Linked DNA regions of Homo sapiens: all the other regions are linked to region 1. Evidence: chromatin loops called from intact Hi-C (ENCODE). Cell type or tissue: A673. All regions are shown on one strand. Region 1 has its middle 55 kb from the start of SPATA8. Region 2 has its middle 180 kb from the start of SPATA8-AS1. Region 3 overlaps LOC105371002 (a long non-coding RNA gene).

The links. Peaks named below come from ENCODE experiments on the same cell type or tissue, not always from the same donor. Only the 100,000 strongest peaks of a DNase experiment are listed, where the experiment ranks them.
Region 2: a loop joins it to region 1, with 3 times the contacts of the local background. A loop is called at or near these places in 1 of 110 quality-filtered maps.
Region 3: a loop joins it to region 1, with 5 times the contacts of the local background. A loop is called at or near these places in 1 of 110 quality-filtered maps.

Annotation. Positions count from the first base shown.
Region 1 is chr15:96,836,549-96,840,548 of GRCh38, reverse strand. No RefSeq gene overlaps it. Among named protein-coding and RNA genes, the nearest start is that of SPATA8, 55 kb to the right of the region's middle. In A673, no CTCF peak of the experiment used is centred here; DNase peaks (open chromatin) are centred at 2,248, 2,778 and 3,108; H3K27ac peaks cover 3,886 bases.
Region 2 is chr15:96,605,605-96,609,604 of GRCh38, reverse strand. No RefSeq gene overlaps it. Among named protein-coding and RNA genes, the nearest start is that of SPATA8-AS1, 180 kb to the left of the region's middle. In A673, no CTCF peak of the experiment used is centred here; no DNase peak of the experiment used is centred here; H3K27ac peaks cover 491 bases.
Region 3 is chr15:96,690,719-96,694,718 of GRCh38, reverse strand. The region is part of intron 2 of LOC105371002 (a long non-coding RNA gene); the gene reads left to right. Among named protein-coding and RNA genes, the nearest start is that of SPATA8-AS1, 91 kb to the left of the region's middle. In A673, a CTCF peak has its summit at 1,635; DNase peaks (open chromatin) are centred at 518, 1,668 and 3,138; H3K4me3 peaks cover 1,305 bases; H3K27ac peaks cover 3,483 bases.

The DNA of each region.
Region 1 (4,000 bases):
AGCTAATACTGGACAGGATTAAATGAGAGACTCCACAGGCTTTGCGGACACAGGGAGTGATGCCTCGTAAAATTTCTTTATATTCTCAAGTTTTACGTTAAAAACTCAAGCTAAGTTGGCATTTATTATATAATATAGCCATATTTACTTAAACATGAAGATACTTTTTTAAACTGTGGTAAAATGCATATAACATATAATTTACTATCATAAGCATTTCTAAGCATACCATTTAGTAATGTTGAGTGCATTTCCATTATCATGCTACCATCGCTACCATTCATCTCCAGAACCTTTTTTCATCTTGAGTAACTGAAAGTCTGCATCCATTAAACACTAATTTCTCATTTCTCCCTTCCCCCACCCCAGGAAACCACCGTTCTACTTTCTGTCTCTATGAATTTGACTATTCTATGTACCTCAAGTAAGTGTAATCATACAGTATTTACCTTTTTGTTTCTGGCTTATTTCACTTAGCATAATATTCTTAAGGTCTATCCATGTTGTAGCATGTGTCAAGATTTTTTTGTTTTTTAAGTCTGCATAATACTCTATTGCATGTATATATCACATTTTGTCTATTCATTCACCTATCCATGGACACTTGAGTGACTTCCACATTTTGGCTACTGTGATTAATACTGCTCTGAATATTGGCATACAAATATCTCTCAAGTCACTGCTTTCATTTCTTTTGTGTATATACTCAGAAGTGGAATTGCTGGATCATATGTTAAATCTATGGGTAATTTTTTAGAAACTGCCATACTGTTTTCTGTAGCAACTTCATCATTTTACATTAACAACAATAGTACATGAGGGTTCCAATTTCTCCACATCCTCACTGACACGTATGTTTTTTGTTTGGGGATTTTTTTTAGTAGTAACCATCTTAATGGAAGTGAGGTGATATCTCATTGTGATTTTGATTTGCATTTCCTGAATGATCAGTGATGTGGGAGCACCTTTTCATGTGTGTGGACACTTTTACAGCCTCTGTTGAATTGATGCTCTCAGAATCCCCAGCTCCCGCATACATGCGCCACATCGAGATCTGAGCAGACATTCAGAGCCCTCCAGCTTGAGTGCTCACCTACCTTTTCACCCTGAGCTCTGCTCCTTCACAGGCACGACCTTGGAAAATCTTTCATACCAACACAACAACAGTCAACACAGAAGACTTCCGTGACCCCAAAATATCTGGAGATTCCTTCCCACCAGCAGGCAAGCAGTCAATTCTGCAGGGGACATGAACTAGGCATCCTCCAGTTCACTTCCCACGTTATCCACCTGGAGATAGCATCAGATCCCACACATTGAGGACTCAGTCCCCAAGACTGTCCCTGACTTCAGACACCAGTCACAAGTCCAGACCTCAAGAACTTCTGACTGATCAGCTTAAAGTTATGGTTCCCATGACCCTAACTTAGTTTGCTGGAGCAGCTCACAGAACTCAGGGAAACATTTACTTATGCTTACTGGTTTAATACAAAGGATATTACAAAGGACACAGATTAAGAGATGCATAGGGCAAGGTCCTGAGCTTCCATGTCCTCCTTGGGTATGCCACCATCCAGGAACCTCCACATGTTCAGATATCCAGAAGTTCTCTGAATCCTGTCCTCTTGGGTTTTTATGGAGGCCCGATTACATAAGCATGATTGCTTAAACCATTGGTTTAATGGCTCTCAGTGATGAACTTGACCTTTAGCCCCTCTCCCCACCAAGGACACTGAGGGCAGGTTGGGCTGAAAGCTCCAATCCTCCAACCATGCCTCTGTCTTTCCCTTGACAAGCCCCGCCCTGAAGCTCTCAGTCAACATTAGCATACAACAAGACAGTACTTTGGCGATTCCAAGGATTTTAGGAGTTGCATGGCAGCAAATGGGATGAAGACCAAATATATATTTCACAAAATAACTGGTGCCATATACTCTGGGGATTTCCAGTGCTGTACTTTTTATGCTACATGGCCTACCCTCTTTCACCTCCTGCTCTTTGTACATGGTTTCCTCTGATTGGAGGCCTTTCTTTCTTTCCCACTTATTCATCTTTCAGGGCTAATTATAAATCTTCCCTACCACTATATTGGTCCTTGTTCAACATTTTTGGAGAGATTAATTACCCTCACTTCTAATTCCCATAATACTTTTTTCCCACTTTTTCCATTCAGCCAGTATCATGATTGTGTCATTTTCCTCATGAGACTGGCTTTATCATCTTTGCAACCTCAGCTGGGAGCCCAGGGCCTGACTCATGATTGAAGCTCCAAGAAATGTCTGCTTAGTGAACAGATGGAGAGGGCTTTGCAAATGGGAAGAGTATGAGCCAAGTTATGGAGTGAGGAGCAGGACTCAATTTCAGAAAAGTTAGTGCCTGCAGAATTTACATCTACATAAAAGTATGGGGATTTGCAAAGTTTAAGACATTGCAGATAGCTGGACATTTGAATTCTTCAGAGGCTAGAGATCTCACCGATGTGACCTGGCCTCACATAAGGAACATTCAATAGCTCAATCAAAGCCAAAGAGTGAAGAGCAGAGGGACTGATGGCTTACAGAAAGAGCTTACAGCTTGCCTAGCAAGAGTCAATAAAACTTTAAAATCAATATGCTGATGAACTGCCAGCTAGAAAACGTCACGGAATAGGTTGATATGGCCATAAGGGATCTAAGAATAATCTTGTACTGCAGTATTCTAGTCCCGTCCCTCATCACCATCCCCAGGTATCTGAATACTACAAAATCTCTGTAAGCTCAGTGGTTCCTTATAGAAAAGACAATAAAAGTTATATTTTCACAGATTTTATTCAACAATAAAAGTGATGGATAATTATGGAGAAAATTTAGAAAACACAAGTAAAGCTAAAAAAAAAATCGGAAACTGTCTAGAGGTTACCACAATTAACAATTACATGAGCTTCCTTCCTTCCTTCCTTCCTTCCTTCCTTCCTTCCTTCCTTCCTTCCTTCCTTCCTTCCTTTTTTTTGTAGAGACGGAGTCTCGTTCTGTCACCCAGGCTGGAGTGCAGTGGCACAATCTCAGCTCACTGCAACCTCCGCCTCCCAGGTTTAAGCAATTCTCCTGCCTCAGCGCCCCCCTGAGTAGCTGGGACTACAGGCACATGCCGCCACGCCCGATTAATTTCTTTTGTATTTTAGTAGAGACGGGGTTTCACCGTGTTGCCCAGGCTGGTCTCGAACTCTGAGCTCAGGCAATCCCCCAACCTCAGCCTCTCAAAGTGCTAGGATTATAGGCATGAGCCACCACACCTGGCTGAGATCCCATTGTTTCTTAAGCACATGTTTTGGCATGACTGAGGCAATTCTTGACATGTATTTGGTATATTTCTTTTTTAATGAAACAGCATTGACTTATGTTGCAGAAAACTCTTTGCAAGCATCATTTTTAAAAGCTACATAAGTCCCTCATTAAAGCATAATTTATTAAACATTCTTCTGTTTTTGGACACTTATTTAAAATATTAAACTGAATATTTACATTCATGAAACTTTTAGAAATGTTTTGTGTTAGTTCCTTAAATAATGTGAAATAAAGATGCTTAATGCCCACCTACCAGTGCTACTTTGAGGGTTACGAGACATTAACCCTCCTACTATACACTTTTATGCATCCTGAAATCTGAGGATAAGTAATATAATTTTGATTTAATATTGATAGAATAAGAAAAAAATTAATAATAACAGAGTTGAAATCAGGGGACCAAAATTCATTCTAGCCAGTAAAATATAACCAAATTGTCACAAAACTTGTCTCAGTGAAGTACATTCCTCACCACATTTTTTTATGATCTCATCTTTCTAGAATATGGTAGAAATATTATCATTCTAATCATATGCATATATGTAGATGTGCACACGTACACATAGTTGATTATAAAAAACTATATTGCCACTATTTCAGTTTAAATACTGTTAAACCATTCTACATACCACAAAATAATAAAGAGCATATTATGATTCATCTGAAAGAACCAGCCC
Region 2 (4,000 bases), 230 kb after region 1:
GTACACTGAGTCAATTAAAAAGAAAGCTAGAATGTTCCAGAGGTACTCAGCTAAGCTTTGAACCCTGTTGTTTGCAAGATCGGCTTTACAACATGTGTCTCTTGGGGTGCCAGTGTCCATATTTGGGGTGACTAGGCCTAGCTATAAGATGACAATTCTTTTTTTAATTATCTTTTTAACTTTGGTCTTATTTTTCATAGAGATGGAGTCTTACTCTGTTGTACAGGCTGGTCCCAAACTCACATGCTGAAGTAATCCTCCTACCTTGACCTCCCAAAATATGGGGTTTACAGGTGTGAGCCACCACACCCAGCCAGTTGACAATTCTTAAATTTTCTAGCTGTGCAGTGTAAGGATCTAATAGCCAAGATCCACACTTGAGACTAAGAAATATTGCCATATCATTTCTCTGTTTTTTCCCTCAGTAGAAAAATCTAAATATCCTGATTTTATTTTCGTAACTAATATATTGTGTCTAATCAGGTTGCCAAAACACAAATTATAAGGGCACCCTGCCTACCTTCTCAGGTATTCATTTAAAAATTGTGAGAAAACCACCTTTCCTTTCTCACCTAGATTATTTCAAGTTTGAACAGTGTAAATAATTGGGAAAATGTCAGTGGAAACGGAAATAATAGCCAAGAATATTTTATTGCTGAAATTTGCTAATAGTGAGACTAGATTCCCTCTCTGAATTAAATATATATTATATAGTATACATACATATGTATAATACATATTATCAGTGTAATAAGCATGTATTATTTATGACTTATTACGAAACCAGTATTACATAAAACCTTTAAAATAACCAGTGGTTATCTGTTGATCATTTTTCACTAGCTCCAGACTGATTTTTTTTCCTTTGCAACTCTTTAAAATTTTGAATTAACTTTCTGAAACTTCCGGTATGCTAGCCTGTCTAATGACCCTTCATATAACCATCTCTGAAAAAATAATTCCTAGTAAAAATAAACATGTGAAAATTGTTCAAAGGTGGAAAACGTTAACTTTGCAAAGAAATTATGCTTCCAAGTTTGAGCCTGTGATATTTCTAAGTGGGTTGAGATTGATAAACTCCAATAATACCTACATCCTCAAGCTAGATCTTTCCATGTTCCTTAATAAGGGAAATGCCTAAAAATTATAAGGCACATTTTGGGCAGACTTGGCCAACAACCTGTGTCGAAATGAATAATACCATGGCATCAAGCTAATACGATTTCATTTAGCCAGACTTGCCACCACCAAATAGTCACCTTTTGTAAGGTTATTATAATGGCTTAATTTAATCTTACCATATGCACAACATGGGTATGGTTACTGACTGATAACGAAACTAGTTGCATTCATTAAATACTGCTATAAATCTCTCTTCTGAAATAGCTATAATACAGCCTTCCAGCAACAACAATAATGTAATTCTTAATCTTTTTCTGTGATATTATATAACTGTAGCCTGCAGCTAACTCTCACTGTAGGTGTTGGGGGTGGTGTGGGGTCTTTGCATTCCTATGAGAAGGTGGTGGGGCTAGAGGGTTGGAGGTATTTGAGTAAAATGTTGGAGATTGAAAAAGTCAGAAGTGAGCAAATTCCTCCTTCACTATGGATGGAGGAAATAAAACACATCAAAACTCTTATTTTTGAAGTCCTCCTGTGAAGCCATTCCTTTATATTTTCATCAATGTACTCTTTTCTGAGAAAAATTCCCTGTATTTTCACTTCATGGGGAATAAGTTATTAACTATTGAAATGTGCAGGCATGTGATTCTTAGAACACTGGTTTTATAAAGTTTAAATGTTGAGGAGAAAGTCCATTCTCGCGGCATTTGCAAACCCATTTAAAGCTTCATTCTGCTGAAACCTGTATAATTTTTATAGCATATACATCAAAATAGATTTTAACAAAACTAGCATTCTTTTAGGAAATTTTTCAGCGTTCTAATCTTTGGAAGCACAGAAAAGTTTCAGCTAATCAAGTTACATTTTTTTTTTATTTGGGAGGGCCTGCCCTGCTTATTTTAAAGCTCTCTTTTGCACAAACCATTTGTATATTGAGAATTAAAAGGAAAAGGAAAAAAGCAAAAACCTGTTCCAAAGATCTCAAGCGTGGACAGAGGGTGCTTTCTTCTTCTGCACTGGCAGTTTTAAGATTAAGTGCCTCAGTAGGCTTCTCAGAATTATCAACCTTGTCCAGTGGCTGAATATTCTCTGCAGAATTTGTTCTACAGAAATTTTCTCGGTATAGATCTGTCTTCACTCTGATTTTTATGGCTGTGACCATTTTTGAAGCCTCCCAGAATTACTGGCATTCTGATTATTTTCTCCTTTTGGAGGAAGACCATGAAAACGTCCAGCTTAGGTAAGCATATATGCGCACAAGATTTCTAAGCCAGTCACAGGGAAGTGATTTCATTGAACTGAACCCAGGATGCCAGTGTGACTGAATCTGTAGAGTTTAGGAACTAACAACAGCAGGTATTATTTCATTTCATTTCATTTCATTTCATTTGTGAGAGATAGAGTGGCAACAAGAAGCTGCGAGTTTCCTCTGTCCCTTTGACTAAAAGCAGACTCTACCACTAAAGTCAAAATGCATCTTCATGAAAAGAAAACGAGTTTATGATGCTTAAGACTGACCTAAAGGGCTTAGATTCACTAGAGCCAACCAGAAATCAATCAACGCTGGCTCACACAGTGAAACCTCATGTCAGGCAAAAGGGCTATGTTTAAGTGGAATGTCATCAACAAAGACTGTGAAGACCTCTCAAGTGGTCTCACCTTCCCTGAACTTCTCGGGAGGAAGTGAAACCATCCTCATTGTTGCCTGTTAATATCCTTCAGAGGGGACTTGGTTTTAGAAAATCCGATACGCAAACATATCAAATTATAAAATTCTAGGGAGGATGCAGATTTGCATAGCTTTGGACCACACCACTGCGGGGCATGACTGTCTTTCTGGGCTGGATGGAGTACATCCTATTGATGGTCTAAGCTTCAAAGCATTGTGACAGCACCCTCCCACAAATGCACCAAATATGTAATTTATCATCAACAACAACAGAAAAGCCTCTTTGTTATTTTTAAATGGTACAAAAGTTATATGTTTGCTGGAATATGTCCCTGGGTTCTGGTTACAAATTTCTGGATAGCAGTATCAAGAAGACTGCTTGGAATAATTCTCACGAAAGTCTTGAAGCCATAGTTATTCATTCATGGTGCCTCAAAGGCACCAGGTCTTGCTATCCTGGTCCACACTGCTCAAGATGGGAAGCTCCCTGCTCAGTACCTTCATTATCACCCTATTCTGTACTGCCTGACCCCTTCCCCAAACTCCCACTCTGCTTCCCAGCCAAATGTTTCACTGTGCCTTCTGGGACCTTGTTCTAGAACCTGCAAGCCATCCTCAACCTCGGGGCAGGCCTCCTTCATTGTATGGTCCCCACTAACAGTTGACTTCCTCCCAAGGACACTGTTCCTTTACCATCTTCTCAAGTGGAGACTGCCTCATCCCCTAGACCTTCATGAACCTTAGAATTAAGATGCACTTGCTGATCCATCTCACTAAGTCCAGACACCTTCTCCTCCAATCCACTGAGACTCAGGTGACTGAGCCAGAACATGTCCTGCCCTCATCACTTATTTATCCATCACTCATCCAAGACCTGAGCATCTGGTTCACAGTCCATTCCCTCCCAAATGACAACATCATCCTAGATGCTTTCAGCATCTTCATGGGCACACAGCCGGTTCCCTTGCCACTCAGCTCCTTAAACTATTTCCATTGATTTCTCATCCATCTCTGCCACCCATTCTGATTACCACACCCCTGACGATGTCAGCACTAAGAACTGCTCCATCCTAAAGTCATGAAAATCTCAACATCTTCTATGTGATCACCATTCAACTCTCCTACTACTAGTGTTTCCTCCCTTCTCCTGACTCTATTTTACCCGTCATCTTCCAGCTCCTCCTGACCTCACTTCCTTCTCTATCAATC
Region 3 (4,000 bases), 150 kb after region 1:
GCATTAGCACCACTGGTGCTAGTGCATCTTGCTTGTTAATTTTCACTTGGGCCTGTTAGATAAACCTTCTCTGGGCCACAAGTAAATGCTTGACACAGCAGATTTTTAAAGATCTTTGCAAGAAGATCTGGTATGTCTGGGTCACTGTGTGCTTTGTCTAAATCTAAGCACAGCTATTTGTTAGTCTCCCCTGCCCTCTTTTAGCATTTTTTTTTTCCCTGTTGCCTGTCCACATGTCTAACTAACTAGCCAGACTAGTCTACAGCAGAGAAAACCAGGGACATGAGCACAGAATGGCAGGAAGAGTGGAGCAAAGTGCTTCTCTGCGTGAACCATCTCCACACTTAGCTTTTACAATCCTATAAAAATTGGTCTACTTGTTATCAGTTCAGACTGGAAAGCAAGCAACAGCCCTCCGTTGCCTCGGGCTTTGATGTAAGCACCCCTGACTATTTCTGTTTAAACTCTAGCGGATGGAAGACACCTATAAAGATATTAATTAGCTCCAGTTGTCACCAGATGTGGTTCACATTCTCTGAGCCAGCTCTGAAATACTGGAATTTTTATTAGGCAAGGTAATGTTTATGGCTCTCATTAAAATCTGAGTCATAAAAGACTGAAGAGGAGATTGGTGGGAAGTGGGGGAGAGAATAGTTTCCTCTTTGTTTATTAACTTTCAAAAATCCAAAAGTCCTGTGTTTCAGACTTGAGTGGCATGTTAACTTTGTGGGATTTGGCAAGATTCTTCTAAGTGTTTACATTTTGAGGAAACCTTTTGAGTTGTACTACATAAAATGACTGGTTTGTGTCAGAATGATGTTACATTTACATGCTTAATTATAATAATGTCAGCCATGGAGCACTGCACCATGCAAAAAAAAATCAGTACTAATTGTTATTGGACTGGATACTAACTTATGGGATATATTATGACAACAGAAGGAATTTATTGTTTATTCAAAATGGGCGAACAGCACTTCATAACTGTCAGGGTGGGGTGGCAGTGAAAGAGAAACAAAAATCCAAAAATACCTTCTGAACACTTTCTTTCAATGCCTTCCTCCCTGTCAAGTTACTGCCATGCCTTTATGACTCTTAAGAAATACTTCAGCTAATTTTTCTCTTGGATAAAAGAAATAGCAATAGCTAAAACCTGCTCAGGTCTACGAACTTATTTAGAAAAAAAAAATCTTAATTTGAGAAAGATTTGAAGGCCAAAATAGCTGCTCAGGTTCCTTCAAAAGCTTCCCTGACCTCCTTCTGAAGCTACTCTCCCATCAAACCTACAGGCATAATAAGGCCCGCAGAATATTTCTGACGACCCACATCATAATCTGCGGTCCGGGGTCTGCAAACGGAATATACCTTCAGCTTGAAGTCCTCTGATGACTACATCAATGCATTCGATTTACAGTTTCATAAGATCTTTGGAGATTTTAAATGATATTCAGAAATATGCTTATGCATTTTTAAAAGATTCTTTTTTCCCATCTGAACTCTTTTAACAAAGGTATTTCACTAAGTACAACAGCTGTCCAATTTTTTCCAACCTTTTGCTTCCTTCTAAAACACAGTCATTTTGTTAGACATTGAAAATGTCTTGATTTAGTTGTCTTGCTATTTTGGGCCTGTCCTGCCCCCTGCAGTGGTAATAAGGATGGGGGTTCCTGCTGGGCCCTGAAGAATACCATTTCACGGCCGCCACAGAGCTGGCGGCTTTTATTTATGGAGCCAAGAAAATGAATGGGTATTAGTGTCCAAACATTTCAACATGCTCCCGCGGCCATGCACAAAAGGGACTGATTTGCAGCAAATTTCCACTTATTTTCCAAAAGTATTTACCTTGCCGAAGCTTGGCTGATCACTATAATAGCAGAGCCGAGGGGGAAAAAAATGACCATTTCAGAACCCAATTCATATATATATATGTGTGTGTGTGTGTGTGTATATATATATATATATATATATATATATATATATATATATATATATGTATATCTGAACCTTAATCGTGTTCTACTTCTTCTGAATAAAGATAATACCTTTGGTTGCTAGGCTTTTATGGATATGTGGATAACTCTAAGGTGCTGGGGTTTGTAGTTCTCACTGTTGTTTTAAACAAGAAAAGAACTAGCACAAACAAAGAGTTCACATCAGTGGATTTAGGCTACACATAAGACAGCATGCTGCCAGTGCCCAGGTCATCTTTGTACACTCCCAAAGAGTAAGGCCAGCATTTTAATGCCTAAAATTTGGGCCAGGGATTGAGGGCTAATGCGTTCTATAGCTGTGCTTACTATTTTAGACGGCAGGCAAATGGATTCGTGGGCAACTCTGAAATGCTATGCAATTACTTTATCTTTTTTCATTGTGCAGTTCACTCAGTCAACAAATATTAATTGAGTACCTACTATGTCTCAGGCATTTGAAATCTGCCTCAGAAAGATGTTAAAAATTGCTTTAAATGTGGCTTCCTGGGGTCTTTGCTCAGGAAGTCAATGTCTTTTGTCCAGACAGACATCTCAGAGACCTCCCCACTTCTCCATCCATTCTCCAGCTCTGTCTCTGAACAGGACCACTCCTCATTCTTTAATTATTGAATTGCTTGTTGACTCCCGAACCTTGGTTCACTCTTCTTAGGATATAAGAAAATCCTTTGCTCTCAATCTACAAACCAAAGTTCCTGCTCCTCAAATTCCAGCCAAAACAATTTATGACCAGTCCTCAAATCCCTAAGATATGAAGTCCCATTTATTAGAACTCCTTTAACATGTTTTGCTACTTCTGTGCCTTTATGCGTGCATGGACTAGTGGATAATAAACCATCAGGAATGAACTGATGCCAATTCACATTCCTCAAGACTTGCATGCACTTTGCACCTAGTAAGTGCTTTCTGAAAGGTGAGGGGACAAACCATGCTGAAAAAAATGAGCTACCATCATCTCATATATTCCATTGTCTTTTTTTCCTTTTTAAAAAATATTCTGAAACTCCAAATCCTGTATGACACTGTCCCACTCCATAAGAAACAAGATTTACAAGTACAAAAAGATGTGTAGAATTTCTCTTCCTGTTCATTCAAAACCTATGTGTGCTTTTCTAACATTTACATTAATTATACCATGGCTGTAAATCTCCTAGTCTCTCTTCACCAACGTTACCATTTTATTGCACAGATTTCTATTCAGAACAGTATGACAATCTCAAATTACTTACAGAAATCTAGCCATAAACTGCTAAAACTTTGTTCACTATATAGAATGTTATTATAGTGTGGGAAACATGAAATAAATGATAGAAACAAACCAGTAATTATTTCATCCTGGACCCATTAACTACCAGCTGTAGGACTTTGAGCTGGTTACTTAGTTCTCTATGCCTCAGTTTTTCTCATCTGTAAAACTGGACTAATCATAGCTACCTCATTAAGTTACTGTGTAGATACAGCAAGTTAATAAGTAAAGCACTTAGAACATGGAACCGGCTCAACAAATGTTGATGTTTAGTTCATATTCTGGAACATATGGCTTTAATTTACAATAGACATTTCCAGTTTCACTTGCAGTCCTTGAGTAAGAGATAATAAAAGTCTCTCAGGTGTATCTTCTCCAATCAAAGCCATTTCAACACAGGCTACTGCACTGCCTTTCCACACAAGTTTATTTTTGGAAGAACTTCTTCCAGCAAATTTCATCATGTAGGCTTCTAATTCCCTGGGCTCAAGGGGTTTCCAGTCCCGGGTCACTGCTTGGGCCGCTCCCACTGCATCCAGTTCTGCATCATAAGCTACTCCACTGCCAAAAGTCCTTTTACCTTTAGATTGCCAAACGGGTGCTCTGTAGACCAGCCAATCAATGGCTGTTTCAGCCAAGCTTTTTCCTGAGCCATATGGTTCTCTTAGGCATCTGTGTTGGCTTCTGCTGTCTTTCATAAAGAGAAGCATCCATCCTCTATGGGTTTATTTCATGGCCAGAGTTCCAAAGAGTTTTTGTTTTTGTT